6 separate regions of the Homo sapiens genome follow, and regions 1, 3, 4, 5 and 6 are each linked to region 2. Evidence: chromatin loops called from intact Hi-C (ENCODE). Cell type or tissue: heart right ventricle. All regions are shown on one strand.

Region 1 (4,000 bases), 480 kb before region 2:
TTTGATAGCACAGCAGGGAGACTATAATAGTCAATAATAGTCAATACTAACTTAATTGTACATTTCAAAATAACTAAGTGTGTAATTAGATTGTTTGTAACACAAAGGAGAAATGCTTGAAGGGATGGATACTCCATTCTTCATGATGTGATGATTTCACATTGCATGACTGTAACAAAACATTTCATATATACCATAAACATATACAACTACTATGTATGCAAAAATTTTTTTAAAATTAAAAGAAAAAAAACTAACTGCAACCCATTCTTAGTTATTCTAATAGCTTAAAATTGTTTACTATGTGCCAAACATTGTTCTAAACACTTTAACTGCAGTATGTCATATTCACACACACCAAAAAAAACTGTAAGATAGCTATAATAATTACACCAGTTTTATATTAGGAAACTAACACATACAGAGATTAAGTGATTGGCTACAAGTTAAATGATGGTGGTGGATCTCAACTAGATCCTGCCCTATCTCTGCCTATTAGGCATAGTGGTTAAAGAAAAGCAGCTTATCTAAATGATGGCCAAAGTTGTAATGGAGGAAATTGTTCTTGCTTCGGTCAGAAAGACATTTTTCTACCTATGTATCCAAACAAGCAGCCAGATTCCTTTTGTGTATTTTTGTTTGGGTTTAAAAGTTTTAATGCTTGCCTGCCTTCCTTCCTTCCTTCCTTCCTTCCTTCTTTCTATCTTTCTTTCTTTCTCTCATTGTCATTTTAAAATTACTGAATGTATATTGAAATTTTTCACTGTGTTTACAATCCTGCAAAATTGAAGATGATGACAAATGAGTACAGTGAAGATGGCAAGATGCTTGATGGTGGCTTCCACCTATGAGAGTGTCTTGGAGGAGCATACCTAGAGCATGTAAAAAAGGGGTGAAAAACCAAGAAATTCTCTAAAATCTCCATATGGGACATTTTAGAAATCATCCAAGAAAAAAAAGGACTGCTTTTTCCTGAGAGGAGCCCATGTTTGTCTCTGCCCTAGTTCCCCTGCTGTCTTTCAAAAGAACACAGTCAAACAGTTCTTACTTCCCAAGATAGATTGTTTTAAGAAAGAATCTAACAAATGTGACAAAGAAGGACCCACCATTTTAAGTAATGGTCCATTTCATGTATAGATACAACAAACCAGTTCTTAAGAATATTTAAAAGTGTATTATGGTAGATCTTATGTGCTATTTCATATGCAAAATAAATTTATCAAAAATAGAAATAAAAATGTTTTTGAAATCAGCTTCTTTAAAATTTGTTATAAAACTCCTTTACCACTATGACAATAATGGCATGAAGCATACTTTATACAATATATACTCGATTATTTACAGTCTATTCATCTGTTTTATTAACTATTTTTTAAAAAAATACTGAACAGCATTCTACTGCCATCCAGCCTACTTCCAGTATATCACAAGTTATTACGTGCCCAAGAAATGGAAATTTATTCTAGTATTAGCCTAAGATAAATAGACTAAGAATTACTTTTATCTTATAGGCCTTTTTGGAGGTTATGAGGCATCTTTCAGTGAATAAGAATGAGCAATATTAGCAGACGTATTTCCTAATGTTGACTCAATAAGGGGATAGCTATACTCTTTTCTGGTTTCCTCAACACCCCTGGCAGCCTCAGGTCTTGGAGTGCTCCTAAAGTTGCTAGGTTCTTGTTTTCATCCCTGTTAGTATCTAAGGATACAGCATCAAGAAACATCCTATATCTTTTATGCTTAGATGCTAACAGGAATGTAAACAAGAACCTAGCAACTTTAGGAGCACTCTGAGTGTAGGTATATAAGTATAGGTATAATTATAAGTACAGGTATATAAACATAAATGTATATAAATATGGATATACAGATATATGTCCCTATTACATACAAACATTTTCCTTTCCACTAATATAACCAAGACTTGACTGCCAAAATAGAAAGTTGAATGATATATGTGTGCTGAAAGCCTCAAAATACTTCAGGCAAATACTTTGATTTTGGATTCCATTAACTGAAAGAACCTTTTCTTTCCTATTTATAGAGTACCAGAGGAAAAGAACACTGAACCAAAACCAAAGAGACTGGAGTTTTACTCCCAGTTTTGCCTCCATTATATTTATTGTGTGACCTTGGAGAAGCCTGTCAATTCTTCACACTCAAACGCTCCCATCTGCAAAATGTTGGCAATAGACTAGAGAATCTTCAAAATCCCTATTCACCCCATATTCTTTGTATTCTCCTTCTTTGTGTGTGTGTATGTTTATGCTGCTCAATATGCAATATCTGAAACTGCTTTTGAAAATGTAAATTACTCAATTGACCCACTAGGTGGTAGCAAATTTCTGGTTACTGTATAATGGCAGGCTTCCAACCACTTCCATAACCTTCTAAATTCTGCCATCAAGAAGTTAGTGAAAAGGACTTCTTTGCCTTGTTTGTCAAAAATCATGAGTTTTATTCTCAGCTCTGTCATTTACTACTTGCATGATCTTGGGAAAATGAGTATTGCAGGGTTTTTGATTTCCCACCATAAAATCAAAGGGAGTCTTGCAGATCTAAAACTTTTTGCATATTGTTACCATAATAAAAAACAAGACATTTAAACAGTAATGTCCTCCTTTTTACTTTGAGCCATTCAAAAAGAAAAATTCCATTTTCTGTCTATGAGACATCAAGTAATTAATATTTTTTAGTTTCCTTATCTAAAAATTGGGGGAAATAATAGTGTCCATCCCTTAAAGGGTATTGTAATGATTGAATAAGATCACACAATAAATGTTCACACAATAAGATCACAGTTAATAAATGTTAGCAACTATTTTGGGCAGTGGGTATTTTTTTAAATTATTATGATTTGGTCCCTTGCCATTTGGATGCCCTCAGATCATTCACCACTCCTCTCTCCTAATAATTGTATACATAAGCCAGTGGCTATGGACTGGTTCAGAGACTGCACAGAACAGCCATGGGCCCAGAAACACTTCATGGAATCCTCTCCAGTCTAAGATGCTGTAAAAATTTCCAGATCCTTGATCTGTAAGTCCAGAAGGAACCTAGGTCTTTTGATTTAATCCATCTTTGCTAAAATTTCTCAACAGGGCCATCTAAGAGCCCTCTGAGCTGTATTTGCAGCCTGTGTTCACTTAGATGCCCCTCAAAGAGTGGAGAGTCAGCCTGAAGGCCTCCAGGTAAACACAGTGGGCTTCCAATCTTAGCAAAAATCTACACAGACCAGTAACTCTTAAAGATACCGAACCTAGATTGCAGAAGCCAAAGTATTTGGTTCCTCCTTTAATTGGCTCTGTTTAATTACAACAGCTATCAATTATATTGCTTCAATTAAAAATATTACTACATATTATCTGAACACAGTAGCCATGTTCTCTTAAGTATTGTTTTAAATCCCTGAAGACCTGAAATGCCAAGGAGGCCAGAGGCAAGAGGCACCAAATCATTGAGGTAAATAAAATTCCAAAGCTCCACCCTGCTCCTCTGCCCTCATTAGCTATCACCACTTTTGAAAATATTTGATATGATAACTTAGCAGAATTAAGGTAAAAAAGCAGAGCAAAAACTAACTATAGTTATTACCAGGAACCATTCCCTTACTTGCCCCACGCCTTTCTTCCAAACACCACAACATATTTCTCCATTTTCTTTTTCTTAAATAATTTATTGTTTAGCATTTCTTCAGAAGCAGTATAGGTGCTTTCTGATACTTTATTCTGTGCAACAGGGTGAGCCCAATCAAAATATTAGTGCTGATAGGGAGCTGTGAGTCAGAGAATATGGCCCAAGCCAGGGCAAATGCAGCAGGGGATGCAGCCCAGACACTCAAGACAGAGCAGATCATAAGAAACCAGAACCAGGAATGAGTGGGGTCTAGAAATACCCCCAAACCCTTTATCCTTAGATGCTAACAGAGATGAAAACAAGAACCTAGACACTTCAGGAGCACTCCGAGACCGCAGGCTGTCAGAAAAGAGTGTGGCTACCC
Region 2 (4,000 bases):
GATATCTTTTAAAATAACCATCTGACCCAACTAGTTCCTCCTTCTATCAATAGGAAGAAATTAACTCATCCAGTCCTTAATCAGGCCCTCAAACCCATTCTTAAAAGTTCCTTTCACACAACCTGCATTCGCTGAAAACAAAGAAAGGGAAGAACATGTTTCTAAAAAGCTCCCTGGGTTGCTCACATCACCAGCATGAGGCAAAGTTCAGAATAGATTTGGAAGCTTCTCACCAGCATCACGGGGATAAGGGTCACACCAGTCAGTATAAAATCCACTCAGGGCCAATAATGCCTTCCTTCAGCCAGGCCTCTGACCGTACAAGTTATACCCTTTCTACAGAAGTCCACACCCAAAGCAAGGTTTTTCTTATTCTCTGTTATTCTGGGACACCACAATGATTTAACTGTAACACATGTCATATCTACTGCCAAAAGGACCGGCTTTCACCAGCCGGTCCTAATCACTGAGCAGGCTCGTAAGGGTGACTTAAGCCCAGCATGAGAAACATTTGTGCAAAACTGTCAGCCATTGGGTCTTGAGCACCCATCTACATTCCACCCCTCTAAGTTCCCACCCCCAGAGCCCATGCCAACTGCCAACGTGCTCACCAGCTAGTCCGCACAGCGCAAGCAGCTGCCACTCAGCCAGTCAGCACGTGGCAGGCCGCCAGCACACAAGTTTCAGAATGCAAGCCTGCCCCGTCACAGTGCTGCTAAAGGTTGAAGGTCTTGGAGTGTGCTAGCCTTTAGATTCGCCTTACTTGCCCTCCCACCTCCCTTCTCCCATCCCTCCCCTGTTACGCCTCCCACTGTAGCATTTCACTTGTCTCTATAGTAACAGCATCTGCTTTCAGGGTTAAAACTTTACACAGCACATTTCTCCTCCTAGCCCAAGCTTTTGCCAAAGGATGCAGTAGCAAAAAGCCTGCTGCTTTACCGTGAAGCCACCTGTTTCCCTGCCACCCAGGATTGCAGCTACTTTGTAAACTGTAGGATGAAAGCGACTGCGGTACTGAGCTCAGGGGAAGTGAAACAGAGCCTCCAACCTTGACACACTGGCTGGTGTGTAGAGGATCCACTCCGGAGCTTGTATACCCAATCCCAGAGCTAGCCCACTCTCTTCCACAGCCTGCTCTGCACTTAACGATGCTGCACATGGATCAAGTTCATAGCAGGGCTTTTTGATTCCATCCCAAAAGGCATCGGGGATGGCACCCTAGAGAGCAGCAGGGCACCAGTGTTTAACATGCCCATACCAGAGTTTAATATCACTGGTTCTCTCCGTGCATGCAGCTTAAAGTTTATTAGCTAATCTTGTATTTCAACTCATCCCACTTTATCCTCACCAGCTTGGTCTGTTTATGACATCCGGTGAACCCCATAATCTCTCACTTCACACAGCTTTCTGGTGCATAGCCAATGTTTAAACAGTTCTTTACACACATGCCCACAGACGCACACCAAAGTGACGCACACAGGGGAGTGACCAATGCTAGCAAGTGAAGAGTTTTATTATTAGCCATTTTTGCCATGAAAACTAAGTGTATACAAGGGCCTTTACTTGAGGACTGCAGTCTCAGAGTTCAAAAGCAGGCCTGTTACTTGGCTAATCTTGGATCAGATGAAAGACAAAAATCAGCATTTCACAGGTCTTTTTCAGGAGCTATACAGAATATAACAATCAGTACTGACACCTAAAATTATACACTCATACACACATTTCTGAGTTCTATTCCCTATTCAAATCATGTTTAAGAAGTGGGGGACTATTTCCATTATAAACCATTTGCAAACGTGATTTTTTTTTCATGATTCTAAACTTCACAGCATTTTATTGGTGCTTTTGTTGTTTTGTAAAATCTGCTCTGCACATTTTCAACATACACATAAAGAACAAGACACAATTCTCTAAGCCCCAGGCGACAGGGAAGAGCGATCTCAGTGGCTGCAAAGTGCACTGCCATCTTTTGGCAACATGTGTTCACTACAGGGAACCAAAGGGCAAGAAAAAGCTGCAACCATTCCTTTTAAAATTTCACAGGGGCTGGGAAAAAAAAAAAAAAAAAAAAACTTCGCAGGGGCTCTAAGAAGGCCTTTCATTCCCACAGGAAGTAAGACAGAACACAGTTGCTGACTTAACTATGCAGACCGCTGGAGCTCTGGACATCCATACTGGGGGAAAGGGACATCGGTGCGGCAAAACTGACAAGCATGACTGATAGCAGTGATGACTCCCGGAGATCAGCCAGCAACAAAGCGAAGCAAATCTCCTTCCCAGAGCTCAGGAGCACCCTAATCAGCCTGGAAATTTACACAGGCCCAGGGCCAGAGGGAAATAGGTGAGAGCCCCACACAAAATCAGACTGAGAGAACTGGATAAAAGGTGAAAATGCAACCCAGAGCAAGATCACGCCAAATCTAATTCTGGATTTATGAACTGTATTAAAAGTTCATTTGTACTCTTGGGCACTTATCCCAGAGAAATAAAAACTTACGTTCACCCAAAAACCTGTACATGAATGTTTACAGCAGCTTTAAGTATAGTAGAAAAGTCCAGAATTAATCCACATGTCTTTCAACAGGAGAGTGGTTAAACTATGGTACATCCATACCATGAAATACTGCTTAGCAAGAAAAATGAACAAACTATTGATACACACACCAAATTGAATGAATTTCCAGGGGGTTATGCTGAGTGAGAAAAGCTCATCCCAAAAGGTTACAAACTACATTATACAATTTATATGGAGTGACAAAATTTTAGAAATGAAGGACAGATTTAGGACAGATTCATGTTTGCCAGGGGTTAAAGATGGAGGTATTTGTTGTTAACAAGGGTAACACGAGGGACCCCTGTGGTTGGCTCTATTCAGTATCTTATCTGTGGATACATGGATCAACATAGGTGATAAAATCGTATAGAACTTAATACAGACAGAGAAGAGAGAGAGAGAAATTAGTACAAGTAAAACAGGAAATGTGAATAAAGTTTGGTGAATTGTATCAGTGCCAATATGCTGGTTATGACATTATACTACCTCTTTGTAAAATGTTAACCTTGGGAAAATCTGGCAAAGTGGAGCTTTTCTGCACCAGTAACCTCTCTGTATAATTTCTCAAATACGCATTTGAATCTACAATTACCTCAATAAAATTTTCAATTTAAAAAAGCTCATTTGTAACTCTGTTTTTTAATTTCCCCTAGAAACATTATTCTACATGGTGGTCAGGTACAATCAGCTGGTCCACCAACACACATGCAGAATCAGGCAAAACTGAATACAAAATCCCAGATGCACACTTTGTGTGTAAGCTTAGAAAGTTAACTAACCTCTCACTTCAGTGTCTTTTAAAATGAGCTTATACCACTTCAGAAGTTAGTTTAGGGAATTAAATAATTTCCTAAATAAATCCAACCAGTTTCAGTTAAGTCAAATATAAAGTTCCTAGGGCCCAGAGAATAGAGTATTAATACTCCTACAGACCCAGAGGTCATGATTCTGTCTCATGAGCAAATGCACGGGATTTTTGACTGGGGAGACCACAGATAAACTGTCCCTCAAACTATTAGGATCAAACTCTCCCTTTCCATCTTCTCCATGCTAGGGCTAAGTCTCCTAAACTCTGTCTTCAGATTGTTGATTGACTTCTGAAAGGCTGGAGCAGGCTCAGCAACAAAGGGCAAGAAAATAATTGATAGGAGAATGGAGACTCTGGGGTGAGAAAAGGCTCAGAGACCAGGGAAGGTGAAAGATGAAGGGAGAAAGTGCTGTGGGGGAGGGTATGAAGTGCTGAAAGGAGGACTTCATTCATGACTCCTCAGGACATTCCCTGACTTAGCCTACACTCACACTCACATGCTCCTTAATATTTTTAATGGACCATTTCACGTGCTTCCACAAAGACCGTGTGCTGCTTCTGACCAGAGTTCCATTGTAGAATACAGTAGTCTCCTTCCTCTGTCAGAAACCAAATACTTTGTCCTTCCAACATTTTCT
Region 3 (4,000 bases), 320 kb before region 2:
CACACAGAAAGAGTTAGGTATCCTTCCTGAGACAGTAAAAAGGAGATAAAGATGGGTAAGGGGAAGGAAAAGAAAGATTATAGCCTCTTGCTTTCTTGGTTAAATGACTTTTAACAGCCTATTTAAACAATGGGTATGTATGGCAACTTTTCTTAATACTGGCTAACTTGTTGATTAAACCAGAAATGAAAAGCAGGTGAATGGTGAAGTAGAAAATAAATGCATTTTAAAAACTCAGCAGTTAATAATGATTAGCACTTTTCTTCAAAGATCTGTTACTGGACTATTCTTACTACTAGAAAAACACTACTGTACTTACATTGCTATTCAAAAACTTACCTGCACACCATTAAGGGATGCTACTCCCATATACAGGAACACACCATAGAGTACAGGCATGGGTATAAACTAGAAGGAAAAAAATGGATACAACTTAAAAATGATAACAAGAAAAAAGAGGAATGAAGAGGAATCATTTAAATAAAGGCTAAATCTAAAACTAAAATATAGGATATAATAACTTAGTGACCTCTAACTAGTATGCTTTACTAGTCAATTGATGAACTTCTAAACTCTTTGTAATAGAAATAAATGAAGAAGGGTATAATGGACTTTCAATTTTCATTGGATGCTTGTTTTTTTAGTGAGCATGCATGACCTTACTAATAACTTTTTTTTAATTAATGGAGGAAAAGTTATGTTTCCCTTCACCCTGAAAAGGAATAACTATGTAAACAAGATGCTTCTATGGACTGTGAGGTAGACAGAAACAGAGGTATTAATAGATGGTTGCCTCACTCTTGAGATCAAGTTCCTTTCAATATAGTCTGTTCATTTTTGTCCTTAATAATTTTTGCCAAATAGTCTATCAGCTTGGTATATAGATGCCTCTTTCAATAAAATAAACATCAAAAGACTATCCCCTCGCTTCTTGCAAATATTATGAGAACTAACTAAAGAGAACTGCTTGAAAGGACCTTGGAGCACTTGGAAGCAATTAATTACACACATGGATTAATACACATCTTTTAAAACTGAATTAATACCTTTTCATGCATTAGCAAAAAATATTTTATATTAATACAAAGTGTTTTAACAAGGAGAAGTGATGTCTGTAAACTGTATCTATTCCTAGACCTTTGAAATGTCCCTAGTACTGAGGAAACTAAGCAAATCAAGGATGATTCTGTTTCTGGGAAGTCTTCTGTTTGAAAAACAAAAGGTTCTCAACCTTAGAATTTGAAAAGAAGTTCAAGTAATTTCAGGATTTTTCAAAGCTAAAATACTAAAACCGCAAGTCAATTAAGGCCAATCTTACCAAATCCACATAAAGGAGGCTATTGTAACCAGAAAACATAGTATGGCTTTAGAGTAATTTTAAAAATACTGCACGTACTAAGTGAAGCACAATTTCTATCAGCCTCTCCTTGTGATTGCCTAAAGTAGTTCCATATCTGAGACTCTTTGGCCACTATTAGAGAATGAGTAAATTCTAAAATGTGTAACAAATATTTCCAATTTTTATTGGCTAGCCATAGGGATGCTTAAATTTATATGAAATAAATATCCTTATTTATATATACAAAACATCAAATGCTTCTTCAAAAAAAGACTAACAATTTTAATGTAGCTAATTTTGCTCTTGATGTCAGAAAAAACTAAAAGTGACATAGAATGTTGACGGGGGTAGGAGGGATGATGTTCCTGCTGGGGAAGCTGTAATACCTAACAGTCACCACAAAGAGGTGAACACATCACACTCAAGCCTCTTTATTTCTGACACATGCCTTCATTTATTTTGCAATGTGCATGTTTCTATTCCTTGTGATTCTTGTGTATAAATGTACCATAAAGTAAAAAAACTAAGAGAAGGATCATTGCATAGCTTTGATTCATTTTTTAAACATCTCCCATATTTCTTTCTTGTCATTTCATTTTCAATTTGGTGGGTGGTGGGGGTGGGGCAGCTGGAAGGAAAGAAAAGTAAGAAGGGAAAAGAGAAGTATAGTTCAACCATGGAAAACTAGTTAGAATTCCTGCAGTAGTTCCTTTTTAATCTGGGTAAAGCATTTTTCTTGCTTGAAAGAAAGCCACCACAAAGGGACCATCCCTGGCCTCATCCTCATCCCTCAGCTAGGCTTAGCTAAATGTTTTTTCTAATGTGGTTCTAATGTCAAAGTGAAGGACACTTTTGCCTTGGTGCTTAGTTCCATTCTCTGTGAATTTATTATTACAGATATCACCAAATCTACCACAAAATAAAATCAGAAGGTATCAGTAACATAGAATGGCATGGGTTGTGGGTAGAAAAATAGCTTTAGATATGAAGATGTTTTTTAAACAGTTATTCTTTGTTGAAAAGGAAATAATACATATAAAGAAGGCTATTAAGTTGACTTTGGGCCAACTTCAATGTGATAAAAATATGTCTTTTGAAATTTGCCATTTTCCTTATGATAATGCAACATCTCAATAAAAATCTTCCAATATGGAAAACTTGATGAAACTTGACAGAATTATTGGGTTAGAGGATACTTTTTATTGGATTTAGTTCATGGGTCACAGGAGGTCAATCCTTAAAAATTCATCACAAAATAATCATTTCTTGCAATAGAAATTTCTCAAAGGAGGAAAGAGAAGATGCATTTTAAGAAGATGGAACTCCATCTTAAGTTAAACCAGTATAATTTACATAGTAATAGTAGGTAGATATTTTTACAAAGCAAGACAGGAGTAATTAAAACATAAACAGCACAAAGTATACCATACAGGCATATCAAGAATTGCCAAATGATAAAATTATGTAAAGGAAATTTTATGGATAACCAATCATACCCAGAAAGCACAAAAGTATAATTATAAATAAGATTACCATACATGAAATCAAGTATTGACCCTACAAGCAGATGGAATAATTGAGATAAAATCAAAATAGGAGTTAACATACTCAGACCATGTCACCAAATTTTTCAAATTCTGGTGAATGCAGTTCTACTCTTTTTCACTTATACCTCCCTTTGATGTGCTGATAGTATTTGAATATTCCCAGAAGAGTAAACGAGAAAAGGGTAAATTTAAAAATAAGGGTAGAGTGTAGTTGTCCAACCAGAATTCAGTACAGCAGTGAGACCTTCTAGCAGAATAATCGTCACTGTATGTGTGTGTGTGTATGTGTGTGTGTATGTGTGTGTGTGTGTACATGTGAATGTACAATCCAGAACGAGATCCTGATTAAGAGCATGGGCACAAAAGTCAGACAGGCCTAGTTTCAAATTCTGGCCCTACTACTTATGTAACATTGAGAAATTACTAACTTTTCTTATCCTCAGTATTCTCATTTAAAAGAGGGTATGATAAAGAGTATATCACATAAAATATCTAGTCCAGGGCCTCATTCTGAATAGATAATAAATGATAAATGAGGTATTAATGTCATAATTATCATGAAGACCTGACTGGCAAGTCAAGAAGCCTGCTGCAATTGCCCAGCAGAACTCTCCTTGGTCCTCAGTGGTCAGGGTGGAAAATGGCAGGAGTACAGACCAGAAGAATGGCTGCAAAGGTCAGATTCAAAGCCCTGGTCTTATTTAAGTTCTACTATATTGCCCTTTCAGCAGTAACAACTATATTCAGAAACATGTTATTCAAATAATATCCTAATTCCCTTAAATCTTGAAAATCTAAGCTGATAAGGAAGTACTGACTTGCAATCTGGTTCCTAGTCATTGAAGAAACTGGAATGAGGTATGATGAGGAGTTTGTGAAAATGCTGTATTTATCTGCACATGAAAGGACTGGAAGTTGGATCAAAGAAGCTGGAGAAGATCATCTCATGGAAAATGAAAGTGAATGAGTTCTTTGAGAGCAAGTACTATGTTTTGTTTTAAATGGTTGTAAACCCTGAGGGTTATGAGATTGGCTTTCATGTCAGAACTGCCTGAATTCACATTTTGACTCTATTATTTACGAACTTTGTAACCTGGTAAGTCATTAATAAATT
Region 4 (4,000 bases), 320 kb before region 2:
AACTGTCAGATTCTCTAGGAATAAAGCCAATTTGCTGTAACATATACACACAAAAGGAACTTTTAAACACATCTGACTTTTTTGAATTAGGATTTTATACTGTATTAATGAAAAGAAATAATATAAAAATAAAAGAAAAATGGGGGAGGCGATGAGTAAATTAGAACTGATGAAAAGATTCTGCCCATTTATCCCTCACTAGTGACTGAGCACAAAGAGAGCTCATAAAAGAAACTCTGCACCTACTTGAAGTGAGCCCACCTTCAAGGAACCCACAGGGAAAATTCATTTCCAGGAGAGCTTCTCACAACATGGGCTCATAATTGTCTGCAGTGAACTCTCTAAAAATGATCTCACTGGATGAGGTTCCATTGCCTAAAAGGTAACACTGTCATTAGGCTTTCCACCAGCTGATGTGCTGGTGCCTATAGGATAACGGAAGAACATAAAGCATTTGGCAGCAGATTCAATGCTGTGAAAGTCACCACATCTTCACACTTATCCCATAACTTGCTTTGCACTGGCAAAGGTGACAAAAGGTTTCCCTCTGTCCCTGCAGAACATAAGCTCTGTACTCTTTTACAGCCCTCTGTACATAGTCAGAAACAACTTTTCTGAGGTTATTTTTAATCTTAATGTCTTGTCTAAGATGAGATACATATTTCCTCATGAATCCAGTCAGAAATTAATTAAACCAGTTCATTGACATTGTGGAAACCAAGGAAAAAAGATGAATAATTACATATTTTAACTGTTTAACAAGTATTTTGTGCATACTGTATACATCAGTCTAAATACCCTGAAGGCAATCTTAGTCTTATTTACAGATCAAAGATATTACAGTTCCACTTTCCTCAATTTCATCTGATTGGCAACTGACATAAAATTTGCTAACTTTAGATGAACAGAGGGCTTTTGCTTTTCACTATGTGTACTTCTATATTGTTTGAATTCTTCAGAAGATTGTACTGCCCCATTACTTATGTAATTATATGAGCATTTTAAAAGCCTTTAAAATTAAAATGTTTAAAAATAAAAATTGTAAGAGAAAATTTGGAAGGATATCGTTAACAGTGGTTGTTTATAGCTGTTAGGTCCATGGGTGAATTGCATGCTTTGTACTGTAGTATAAAGCATAAGATACAAACTATCAATAATTCGCAAGCATGTTTATATGATTGAAAAAAATAAAATGTTTGCATCATAAAAGAAAATTGGAAACTTCATGAAGAGGTATACACTAACTTTCTTTAGTTTTTAGTTTTAGTTTACTTCTTAATAGGTTGTCACATACAGTTTGCATTTATCTATCTAGGCAGATATCCAACCCATCAATAAACCTATATATTGACCCCTAATTTTCTAAACAACCAATATCATATAATTTTTCTTCTTCAAAAGTTCATTTCTAAAGCTTTCTAATTATGAGTCAGTAATTTTACTCTAATTTACCTTTGTGAATTATAAGGCCATCTGATTCAAATAAAATAGAAACAAAGTAATAATTAAGAATAGTCGAAAAATATCAAAATGGTTATCCTGCATCACTCATGTTATTTAGGAGCCTAATGAGGGAAGAGGGACAAGATTTGGATACAAGCAAATGGAAGGTGATAGAAGAAAGAATGTATAAAAGACAAGGAGAATAAAAAATGTGTGTGTGGAGGAGGGGGAGAAGATCAGTCTGATTCAATTGCATGAAACTACTATTTTCACAGATCAGAAAGTTTGGATATTGTTAATTTAATATAGTTCAATCAAATAACTGCAAAACTAAGGATAAGGGAGGGGATGAAAGAGTGAGAAGGAAATCAAGACAAAAGCTATTTAAAGCTCTCTTTCTACTTGACCCCTGCTTCAGTGTGTTACAGAACTGATGAGAATCTCGCAAATATCTCATGAGGAATTTCACTCTTCACATGTCCAATTATATGTCAGTGTTCTGAGAAGGAAGAGGTGAATGTTTCACATATTTACCTTCAAGATGGGAGCCATAAAGACTGACAGACCAGTCAGAATAAACACAAGGGTTCCAGTGACTCTTTGTTCCCTGAAACCAAATCAAAAGATTACCAATCTACCTCTTGTCTTCATAAACATGCTCTTGTCTTTTCACCTTCAAAAAAACTACACATTGACAAAATCAATGTTTGGCTAAAACAACAAAGGTGTTGATATCATGTAAATAATACCTCAAGGATAGCGTATAAACCCAACGTAACTATAAAAAAATCTCTTAAAGTGACTGCAATATGTGATTTGAATTCACGAAGAAAGAAGTAATCCTGCTAAATTTTTTGCTCCTTTTGGAATCAAGAAAGAAAAATCACTTGCTCTTGGTCCATCAATTACTGGACTCTTTGAAGACCTTATTTTTTAAAGCAATTTATCCTCTTGTGTAATTACCCTTACACCTTCTTTCATAGGAGACAGATATTACATTGTCCCATATTCCAATTAACAAACAGCTCAAGGAAATTTCATTAGCACAATAAATCACATCAGTCTAATTTCCAAATCTACAACAACAAAAGTACTTTTCAACAAATATAATTCCCATCCTACACCCCCTCCCCACCCCAAAAAAGAATCACCCACTGTTTTGCCGTGGGAAACGATGGCTCTGTCATGTGAGCTCTCTACCCAAGCACTTATGAGCAGAGTTTGCTGTAAAAAGTGCTCAACAGAGTATAAAAACCTTCTACTCCTGCCCTTCACAGCTACCCAAATTGAACGTCTGGAGGTTAAAGTTTCTCAGTGTTTATGGGGACAGAAAATGAATTGGAAAATAAGAATACCTTTCCCATTACAGAATCTTAAAAGTCATAAGCAGACTCAAGAGTTTTAGGGCCTTCACATATGACTGTGATACAGTAAACACTGCAGCACCAAAATCACCTGCATGTTGAAAAAAAGTAATCTGGTTGTAGTTTTATATTGCAACATTTAGCCTTTTGGAAATCCATGAAAATGATATATCATGAGGAGTAAACTAAAAAAATCACTGAAACCTCTGATGAAAATTTAGTCCTTTCTGGAACAAAAAATATAGGAATAAATTAATCATCACAAGCCCTGTCTCCTCCAAATCTGCCCATATCCTTATGATTGCCACATAGATGTGTGCACAGTGTGTTTTCGGGAGCCATTTTCCTCTGAGTTAACACACCTCACTCCTAGAAACTTTGGTTGTTCTCCAGGTGCAGAAGTCTCTGTCTCCATCTTCAAACTGTCGATGTGAGCAATGGAGATGACCGTAGCAGCTACATACCACGGAAGAGCCATGAGGGAGCATATAACCATGAGGATGGCCACCCAAAAGAGATCCAAGTGATACCCTGCTCCTTTCTGTAGAAAGAGATAACAAAACCATGTGAAGAAAAGACTCATATTCGCTATCTAGTCATATTTCCAGAGGGGAATTAAGATGACCAAAGGAAACTGACTTGCTTTGCTTGGTAAGTTAAACTCCTTGAAAGAGGGGACTTTATCTTCTTTGTATTATTCCCCCTAGCAATTAAACACACAGCTGCATCTTATAGCTGCTATGGTAGAGACCTTCTGTACTATAGTGTTGAATAACTGTTTAAGACTTAAGTCAAAGATACACTTATTATTTGTTTATTCCTAACCTATCTGTATACAATTTTCTAATCAGAACAATGGAGATATATATGCCCACTCCATAGAGGACTTAAGACCATTCAATGAAGTAACACAGGCAAAGCATCTTGTAGCAATTTAAACTGTAGTTGTTAATGTCATAGGTGCTTAATAAATGGTGATAGCGGCAGTAGTGGTACTGGTTGTTTTTGTTAAGATAAACATAATAAGCACCTTGAAAGCAGGCACCCTGCCTTCTCTACTGGACAGCGCTGAGTAGTATGCTGTTCATCTAGACAGTACTCAACTTATGTAAGGATCCGAAAGCAAGATTGAGAAGGTATGTAGGCCATTTCTCAGCTTTCATAATATGTGAAAGTAAATGTTTAACAATCTA
Region 5 (4,000 bases), 220 kb before region 2:
CTTCAAGTGCTTAATATGAGTCATTCAATCTTTCTATTTTAAACTTTTTTTCTCTCTCCATTTCTACTGATTTTCAGAATCTTTGGAGCAAACCCATCAAGCACAATAACTAGAAAGAGTTAGTGCATCTTCACATTTCTCTGACTTTTCCTTACCCAATATGGGCAGTGACAGATGATCGTCTCCACACTTTTAAGAAATATGTCTACTCAGAAGTGACTGGGAATCAGCAAAAACCAAGTCCTCTACAAGTAAGCCACATGGTGACAGCCAAAGTAAGGGAAGAGAAATATGAGAGAAATTCAAAATAAAGCATCATTCACAGACAGTCAAAATTATTTTGTGGGTGTCCTCTTGTCATTTACCAACATTTTTTCTTCATAATGCACAAAACATTGCTTCATAGCAAACAGGTCCTGAAACATACAATAACAAACTTAACCCCACTTAGGTTCACCTCTAACCAAGTTGGAAAAAATCCCTCACTTATCACACAGGGCCTTTGCCCTGTGGCATGTTGGCACTGTGGATGCGGGGATCTGATGAGTAAATGAGTAAGAAAAAATTTACAAAAAAATCTACAAAAGGTGACGTGGGATAAATCCCACCTTGATATTGATCATGTATCACCTAACGGGGAGATAATGAGGACAATAAAAATGATAACATCATATGCCTGCCCAGCTTATAAGGCCTCCAAAGCACTTCACATTCATCACTTTATTTACATTTCCATATGACCCTCTGCAGTAAAGAAAGTATCCTATTCCCATTTAATGGTGAGGAAAATGAGGCTGGTGGAGGTTAATGGAAGAGCCCAAGATCTGTGCCTAGTAAATGACAAAGAGTAGATATATAGGCATTCTTACCTCCTGTTCTTTTCACCACATATTTCTGCCTAATACTACCTGCCCAACTGATATACCAAGGTTGTGATTTAACAGAAGTCCAAAAATGACTTCCATAAGTCTTCCATAGGTCACTCTGGGTCACTTCTGGATGCTTAGCCAGGGACAAGAAATCTTAGGTAAGATTTTTATGGTACCAGAAACAGCTTGCCATTTTGCTCAGCAGAATTTTATTTTTAACTTACTTATTTATATCCCTCACTTCAAATAAAAAAGGATTGACAGCAAATACTTTAAAAAATGTTTGGGTCTGTTCCAAAATGCCCTTGAATGTATAATTACTTTTTTTTTATCATAAAATTCAACCCAAAAGGGATTCTAAAATCCCAGAAATGAAGAATGTAAAAAGGTGTCTGAAAGTTTGAATACTCAGGTTTTATACCAGAATAACCATAAAACCACTTAGTACTTATTTGCTTAGAAACCAGCTCTGAAGTGAAGCAGCACACTCACTTTCAAGTGTTACCAAAGTAGATAGCAATCAGCAGGCACCAAAGTCTGTTCAAGTATGAAGGAAGTCATTATTTGAATTGAATTTCAGCTCTTTTAACACTGAAGTTCAATTGACACTAGAACTTTTGTCCCTTCGAAGCTGGCCCCTAATTATATGCCACTACGTATAGTATTATAAAGTGCTTCTTTAGGACTGTAAAGTGTATTTTTCTAAAGGGACTGATCACTGATTTGAGTGCAACATGCACAAAATATATTTAATGATTAAAGCAAAATAATGCTTTAATCCCATTGAGAAACATAAGTACTGGTCACATTTCTCAATTTCGTTTGCCTGACTACAGATGGTCATGTTTCAATTCAATAAGGGTGTGGGTTTAGGTGAAAAGGGGCAGATGCTGTGCCACAAGAGAAAATATCTAACACCTGGATCCTTAGTACATTTTTAAATAATAGATTTCTTCTGCTTCCATTTTTATTATCTTCATGTATCTAAATATTAACTTTTCAGTAATGCATAATATCCAAAACTTTTCCAAACACTCTGTATCTCTTCCTACCTCTCCCTAGCACCTCCATCATGATTATAGCTTACAAATACATATTATGGAAATGTATTTATCAACTGACACTGATAATGAGTTAATTATCAGGTTGACTATATAGCAACAAAGCCAAAACATTGTCTAGTTAGTGAAAAAACATTCTCAGTCATTAATAGTCCTCAAACATAAACTTTGGCAGGCAGTGGGTATTCCAATAGCTGATAGAGTAATGGAGCCTCCAAGTTACATCCTATGAGACGAGGACAGACATTTTCTATAAAATATTTACTCTTTGTTCTCTGCTAAATAGAACCAGTCAAAGAATGAAAGGAAGCAGCAGATCAATGGTGTCTACACGATAGCAATAAACACAATATATGAGAATTATATTGGTTCAGTAACACAGATATAAAAGTAGTATTCCTCTTTCCTGGGTAATGCAATTTTTATTTTTTAAAGAAGGTATTTCTTCATTAATGGAATAACACCAAGGGCCAAACCAACATGGTGGACATACCAGTTAAAATTTTCACATTACTCCAATCAGGAATAATTCAGTAAATCTGCCTCCTTAAAATGATAAATAGAGAGAATCCAAGCATTCATAAGCAGCAGGAAACATAACCTCAAGCCAAAAATGTCATCTGGAGGAATGGACACCTTTAAGAAGCTTCTAATCTGGACTGCATTATTGAAATGGGATGAGAAATCCGAGAAAACTGAACACAAAACAATCCAACAAGTTGAAGTTCCCTCTGCCTGAAATATGTTTTCTCTCCTTTAACCTTCAAAGAAGCGAAAGCTGTTACAACTTTTATGATTGAAGTACATCCTGCCAAACTCAGCTTTTATAATGTACTGAAAACTCCTTTCATGACCCAAGCTGTTTTTTGTCAATGGACAGATGTTATTTTTATCCAGAAGCTTTTTTCTCTATTAACAAATTAGAGTAAACATCACATTTGTGTGGCTGCAAGGGCACAGCCTACTTTGACAGCTTGGAAAAAAAAAGCATTAATTTATGTTACTAAGTTCTTTTTATTCACTCATAAATAAATAAGTCAGAGTTACAATTTTTAATAGCGTCTAGTTATCTGAATAATCTTCATGAGGCCCTTTTCTACTTTTCTGAGTTTTTTCATATAGTTAATTATGCCTGCGGAAGATGCCTCCAGCATTCTCCACAACAAAAGGATGTATTAACCAAATAATCTGTGTCCGGAACCAACGGCCTATACTCACATTCACAAAATAATTATAAGCAGAAACAGAGCATAATATGAGAAAAGGAGCTAGCCTTCCTAAACCACTTGATGTTTTCGGAAAAGATATGCACCCCCCTCTTTCCTGATACATCACAGCTATTTCTAGCATAAACTCAGCATGTACCAATCCTTTATATCCTTCTCTCAAAACAACAGTGAATTCAATAACCCATTATTCATCTTTATCAGCTTTGGAAAATGTGGCTAAACTGTGGCTTCCATAATGGATTCATGAGGACCACAAACCCACCATAACCAACTGCATTACATGCGGTAAATATTAATAGCAGCTAGCAATTAAACTGGTGGATGTGACAAAATTGAACTAGCAGGATCTCCATCCCAATCCCTCTAAGTTTTTTTAATGGCTTTGACAATTAATCACAAACTACTTCTTTTAGATAAATAATTATTTGTAACATATATATATTATCTTACAGTGCCACTAAGAGGGTAAACATTCTAAATTTTTAACAGTCTGGAGCTTACTTAATAACCAATTACCTTACATGTGCAAATCAAGATTAGAAAAGCACAAACTAGGGTTTTATTCTTCTTTATAAGAGAACCCTAAAACATTTTATTCCAATCTTTTCTAGAATCTCCCTAGGCTGTCCCTAAAACTCTTGTCTCAGATTCAGAAATCTATTTAAAGTTCTATTCCCAGCACTGATGCTGAATCTTCCCTTTGCCTTCATCTCTCAACTGCAAAATGGTATAAGAAGAACATTCATCCCCTATATAGCTCAAAAATATGAATGAGGCTGGGCACGGTGGCTCATGCCTGTAATCCCAGCACTTTGGGAGGCCGAGGCGGGTGGATTACTTG
Region 6 (4,000 bases), 45 kb after region 2:
GCTTTCATGCAGAACTAAAATTGCGTGAGTTTCCCAGCTCAGATCACTCTTGACTCTACTTTATAAAACTTGGGGCGTATAGAGTGCTGCCATAACACAGTATTAAGTAATTGTTCACCTTTAACAAAAGATGTCTGAAGATAACGTGGTTGTCAACTGTGTCCTTCACTTATGTCACTGATGCCTTTCTGTCTTCCTTGGGAGTTAGGAAAACAGCCTTAGCAAAGTGATTATTTGTATTTATTCTGTTCCTAAGTCTAATAATGAGGTTCAAGTACTCTTTGCCAAGCAAATAATATATCAGTGATCCAGCACCATTGCCATTGGTAAACTATTGAATCATAAGTAAACCATTAAGATATGAACAGACTGTCAGCACAGACACACCATCTATTGTTCTGGGTACTGCTAGAGAGTAGTCACTTAATGGATTGCAACCACATGGTATATCATGCAAGTGTATATCATTTTCTAGTAATACATATTATATGTAATGTGTATGTGGACATCACTGACCAAACTGTGTTTTCAACAGTAGCCACCAAAATGCATAAAGCTCAAGAGAAATAATTTAACATACCAACTGCTCCTGGTCCCCAGTATTTCTTCAATACAAAGCTATAGCTTATAGGACCTCCAAGAGAAAAAAAAAATGAGGGTAGGGAGGAAATAATTTGAGGACAGAGGCTTTTCTTTCTAGTATTCAAAACTGGAAGAGATCCAGAGATCCATGGTGCCTCACCAGTGCTTGGAAAGCAGGTATGGAGCCTGTGTCTTTTAAAAAGTTTCTATCTTTAAAATCCTTAGTTAATGCTCAGAAGGCACAAGGAAACACGCCAATCTGATGTCTGAAATTAAAATGTACTGTCATGTGTCTGTTGTCACATCTGGCTCACATATATGTTCACACATTCTACATAACCCAGTGCAGTGATATATCACTGGGAATTTTTCATGGGAAACTCAAAACCAAAGATAAAACAAAAATTTAGCTTTAAAGTTTTCACCTAAATGATTATGTTCTGTTTCTAGGCTAATGTTAAAATTAACTTTCACTCCCTGAGCAGGCAGTTAGCAAGAATCAGCAACCGCAAAGTAAGCTAACAGGCAAAGGGAAGTCACTTTTGTATTAAAAATTTGCCATTGCTGTTCAGCAGTTTTTCACACTGTGGATTATGTATTTCAACATAGCTGGCAATTTCTCATTATAATCGTGAAGCAGCCATGAACACTCAGTGCTGGTGAATAAGAAAGAAAAAGTCCAAGAAACACATTTTTCAAGCATTCTGCTGCAAAATATATCAAACTTTCCTTCACGTAAGTTAAATAGGTAACTCCTGAAGGCATTTCAGTACAAAGATTGGCAAGAATTTACCCTAAAAGGAGCATAAAGTTGGTTTGTGGGGTGGGAGGCAGGGAGACAATGAGAGTACTATAGAGGTGAGATTTGGTATGTGTCTTAAATTAATGAGAAAAAGAGTCTTTGGCAAAGCGTTGACAACCTCTGTTATCATTTTCATTACTTGATGTTTGCTATCCCACAATTAAAAGAGTGTTCTATTTCCTTTCCTATTGATTAGTGTCCAGTAGTTGAGATATACGTGTTTTCCTTTGAAAGGTCATTGATTAATTTTTCTTATAAACTCTGCATGTGATCACTTTCGATTGCTTTTCCGGGTGATAACAATGAATCCTGAGATTTTTGTTCACCTCTCCTAAAACTTGTGCCATGTCTCTTGATTCTCATAAGCACAAAGAAAGATTTATTAGTTCTTTTTGTCTTGGGGTTCACACAGCTTGGTGACAAGAAGAATGAGCAGAAAAACTGATGGAATTAGAAAAATGGTGTAAGTAAGCTTTACTGATAATGATTTGTTTACTTTTTAATCAACAACTCTCTGTACTAAAGGACTTCTTAGAATACCAGCCCAGTACTTAGCTTATTAATCAAATTTCTTTCGTATCATCCAAGGTCCTAATAGGCATCTAAAGAAAACAGAAAGGAGGAAGGACCTTTGTTTCGATGACAAGCACCATCTAGTGGCAGCAGGTGATGACGACATAATGTCTCTAAGAAGAATGAAGATGAAAGTTTTCGAATAGGTAGTCCAGGCATTTCTGGTCGCTTATAGGCATGACATTCTTTGATTCTAAAACAAGAAGTTGTATGTAGTAGAATAATGCAATTGATCGGCCCTGCGTTGATTATTGAAAGTAAGGTGCCGATGTGACCTGCAGATAGGATTATTAGCATAGAATTTTCTCAGTATTTGTGTGACTGACTAGGTCCTTAAAGACTCTGTATTTAAGTTTCCTCATTACATAAAATAGGAAGAGTGATGGCTTGTCACCATATGTTGTCTGTAAAGCACTGTGTTCAACAAAGAGCAGAATCCATAAATATAACTATTATATTTGGATTTTTTCACTATTGGGAAAAAAGGTGAAAAATATTGTTGGATGTTTCTCCTGGAGTTATACAAAATTATAACATTCATAGGCATTTCATATTGGGGCCTAAACAGAAAGGTGGTAGGAGATAACATTATAGCTTGTTACTATAAACGTCAAAGACTGATCAGAGATGTTTGTCAATATCAAGTCCTTTTTAAATAGGTGGTTCATTGGCGAAAGTCTGACCAACATGTTGCTACACAGAATAGAGATTTTCTTTGTGCTGATATTTGTTTGGACTTGTAGTTGTTTGCAACAGAATGATCATTAAAGTTGTCACTCTGTATCAATTTTGTTAACCACTTCATTGTGTAAGAGTAAGAAATGAGAAAAAGCAACTTTTGTTCTTCTCATTCTAAAACCAATCTGGGATGAAAGATAGATAGATATAGATCGATAGATAATAGGTCACCAAAGGCCTCATTTTTGTTTCACTTACACTCCAAGAGTATTCATATTCAGTCTGGCAAATTCTTGAATACATTCAACTAATCTAGATTTATAATTAACATTCTCTTCCTCAAACCCCAGGTTTAAAAATACCTGTAGCCCCTTTTTATGAGGAGAGAATGAAGGTGAACACAGTTTTTGGAAGCTGTCAGCACAGCATGAGCTGGGGAAAATAATTTTATTTGGTTAAACGTGTGTCCCAAGTTGCTTCACAGCTTTAGCAACTGAGCTCTCAACCATATCCAACTGTCGTTTTTAAAACACATGCCTAAAGTCAACTATCAGTAGAGGGTTCTAACTTCTGAAAACAGGAGCTTATCTCAGTTAATGTCAAGGAAGGCAGGTTATTCAATCTGAGTCTCAGTTCCCACAGCATTAAAATCAAGGAGCTTAAGATAATACCCCAAAATTCAGCAATTCCAACAGGATACCAGAATGATTTCCTCTAATAAAATTGAACAATATGTGATAGAGAAATATGCAAATCTTTCAGAAATGGTATCAACATATTTATTACGAAAGCTCTGTTTAATAACCTTAGGCCAATGTTTCAGCCCCTTCCTCCTGCAGGAATTCTCCCATAGATCAGCATAACACAGGACACAGACCTCTCTGTTTGGAAGGAGAAGGAAAACTTAAAATGAGCTACTAAGCCACTAAAACCCAGGCCCCTGATTTAAAAGATTGGTCTGGTTTTAGGTACGGTGGTAGAGAATTATGTTAGACTTCTCTATCAGAACAGACTCTTGGGGCCCTTGGACTCTCATAATGTGAGAGAGAGTGTGTGTGTGTGTGTGTGTGTGTGTGTGAAATGTACATACACGTGATCAGACTAGCAACTTCCCAGACACAGAAAGGTGTTTTTTCCTTTGTATCCCACTGGCTTCCTGCCTCCTTGGGAATTGAATGGGCCTACATAGCAGGCCACTTAAAAGCTGTTCCTCCTTTTTGGCCTATGGACCAAGTCATGCGGATTCAGCTGTTCCATTGCTTGGAGACAGGTTTCCCTATGGACTAACCGACCACCAGATCCAACTGGCCTATTACCGTTCACATCCCACTGGTCTGCTCTTTAGACCAGGCCTATCTTGGAGAC

What was found. Hi-C counts contacts between places; a loop is a spot of excess contacts. Peaks named below come from ENCODE experiments on the same cell type or tissue, not always from the same donor. Only the 100,000 strongest peaks of a DNase experiment are listed, where the experiment ranks them.
Region 1: a loop joins it to region 2, with 6 times the contacts of the local background. A loop is called at or near these places in 35 of 110 quality-filtered maps.
Region 3: it touches region 2 in a loop (8-fold over the local background); 37 of 110 quality-filtered maps call a loop at or near these places.
Region 4: a loop joins it to region 2, with 5 times the contacts of the local background. A loop is called at or near these places in 37 of 110 quality-filtered maps.
Region 5: a loop joins it to region 2, with 2.0 times the contacts of the local background. A loop is called at or near these places in 5 of 110 quality-filtered maps.
Region 6: it touches region 2 in a loop (2.2-fold over the local background); 22 of 110 quality-filtered maps call a loop at or near these places.

What each region holds. Positions count from the first base shown.
Region 1 is chr4:71,712,136-71,716,135 of GRCh38, reverse strand. No RefSeq gene overlaps it. Among named protein-coding and RNA genes, the nearest start is that of GC, 70 kb to the left of the region's middle. In heart right ventricle, CTCF peaks have their summits at 2,151 and 2,352 (motif pointing right); no DNase peak of the experiment used is centred here.
Region 2 is chr4:71,227,885-71,231,884 of GRCh38, reverse strand. The region is part of intron 1 of SLC4A4 (solute carrier family 4 member 4); the gene reads right to left. Among named protein-coding and RNA genes, the nearest start is that of SLC4A4, 43 kb to the right of the region's middle. In heart right ventricle, a CTCF peak has its summit at 1,972 (motif pointing left); a DNase peak (open chromatin) is centred at 634; H3K4me3 peaks cover 1,176 bases; H3K27ac peaks cover 2,582 bases.
Region 3 is chr4:71,551,548-71,555,547 of GRCh38, reverse strand. It overlaps SLC4A4 (solute carrier family 4 member 4), which reads right to left. Exons shown (of 26, transcript NM_001098484.3): 21 at 340-408. Among named protein-coding and RNA genes, the nearest start is that of GC, 230 kb to the left of the region's middle. In heart right ventricle, a CTCF peak has its summit at 1,734; no DNase peak of the experiment used is centred here.
Region 4 is chr4:71,545,698-71,549,697 of GRCh38, reverse strand. SLC4A4 (solute carrier family 4 member 4) reads right to left here. Exons shown (of 26, transcript NM_001098484.3): 19 at 3,170-3,348; 20 at 1,978-2,050. Among named protein-coding and RNA genes, the nearest start is that of GC, 240 kb to the left of the region's middle. In heart right ventricle, no CTCF peak of the experiment used is centred here; no DNase peak of the experiment used is centred here.
Region 5 is chr4:71,443,383-71,447,382 of GRCh38, reverse strand. All of the region lies in intron 8 of SLC4A4 (solute carrier family 4 member 4), which reads right to left. Among named protein-coding and RNA genes, the nearest start is that of SLC4A4, 260 kb to the right of the region's middle. In heart right ventricle, no CTCF peak of the experiment used is centred here; no DNase peak of the experiment used is centred here; H3K27ac peaks cover 544 bases.
Region 6 is chr4:71,182,428-71,186,427 of GRCh38, reverse strand. LOC124900712 (a long non-coding RNA gene) reads left to right here. Exons shown (of 2, transcript XR_007058133.1): 1 at 1-1,847; 2 at 1,973-2,740. It also overlaps a transcript of SLC4A4 not described here. Among named protein-coding and RNA genes, the nearest start is that of SLC4A4, 2.8 kb to the left of the region's middle. In heart right ventricle, CTCF peaks have their summits at 1,846 and 2,046 (motif pointing left); a DNase peak (open chromatin) is centred at 2,044; H3K4me3 peaks cover 474 bases; H3K27ac peaks cover 320 bases; H3K27me3 peaks cover 239 bases.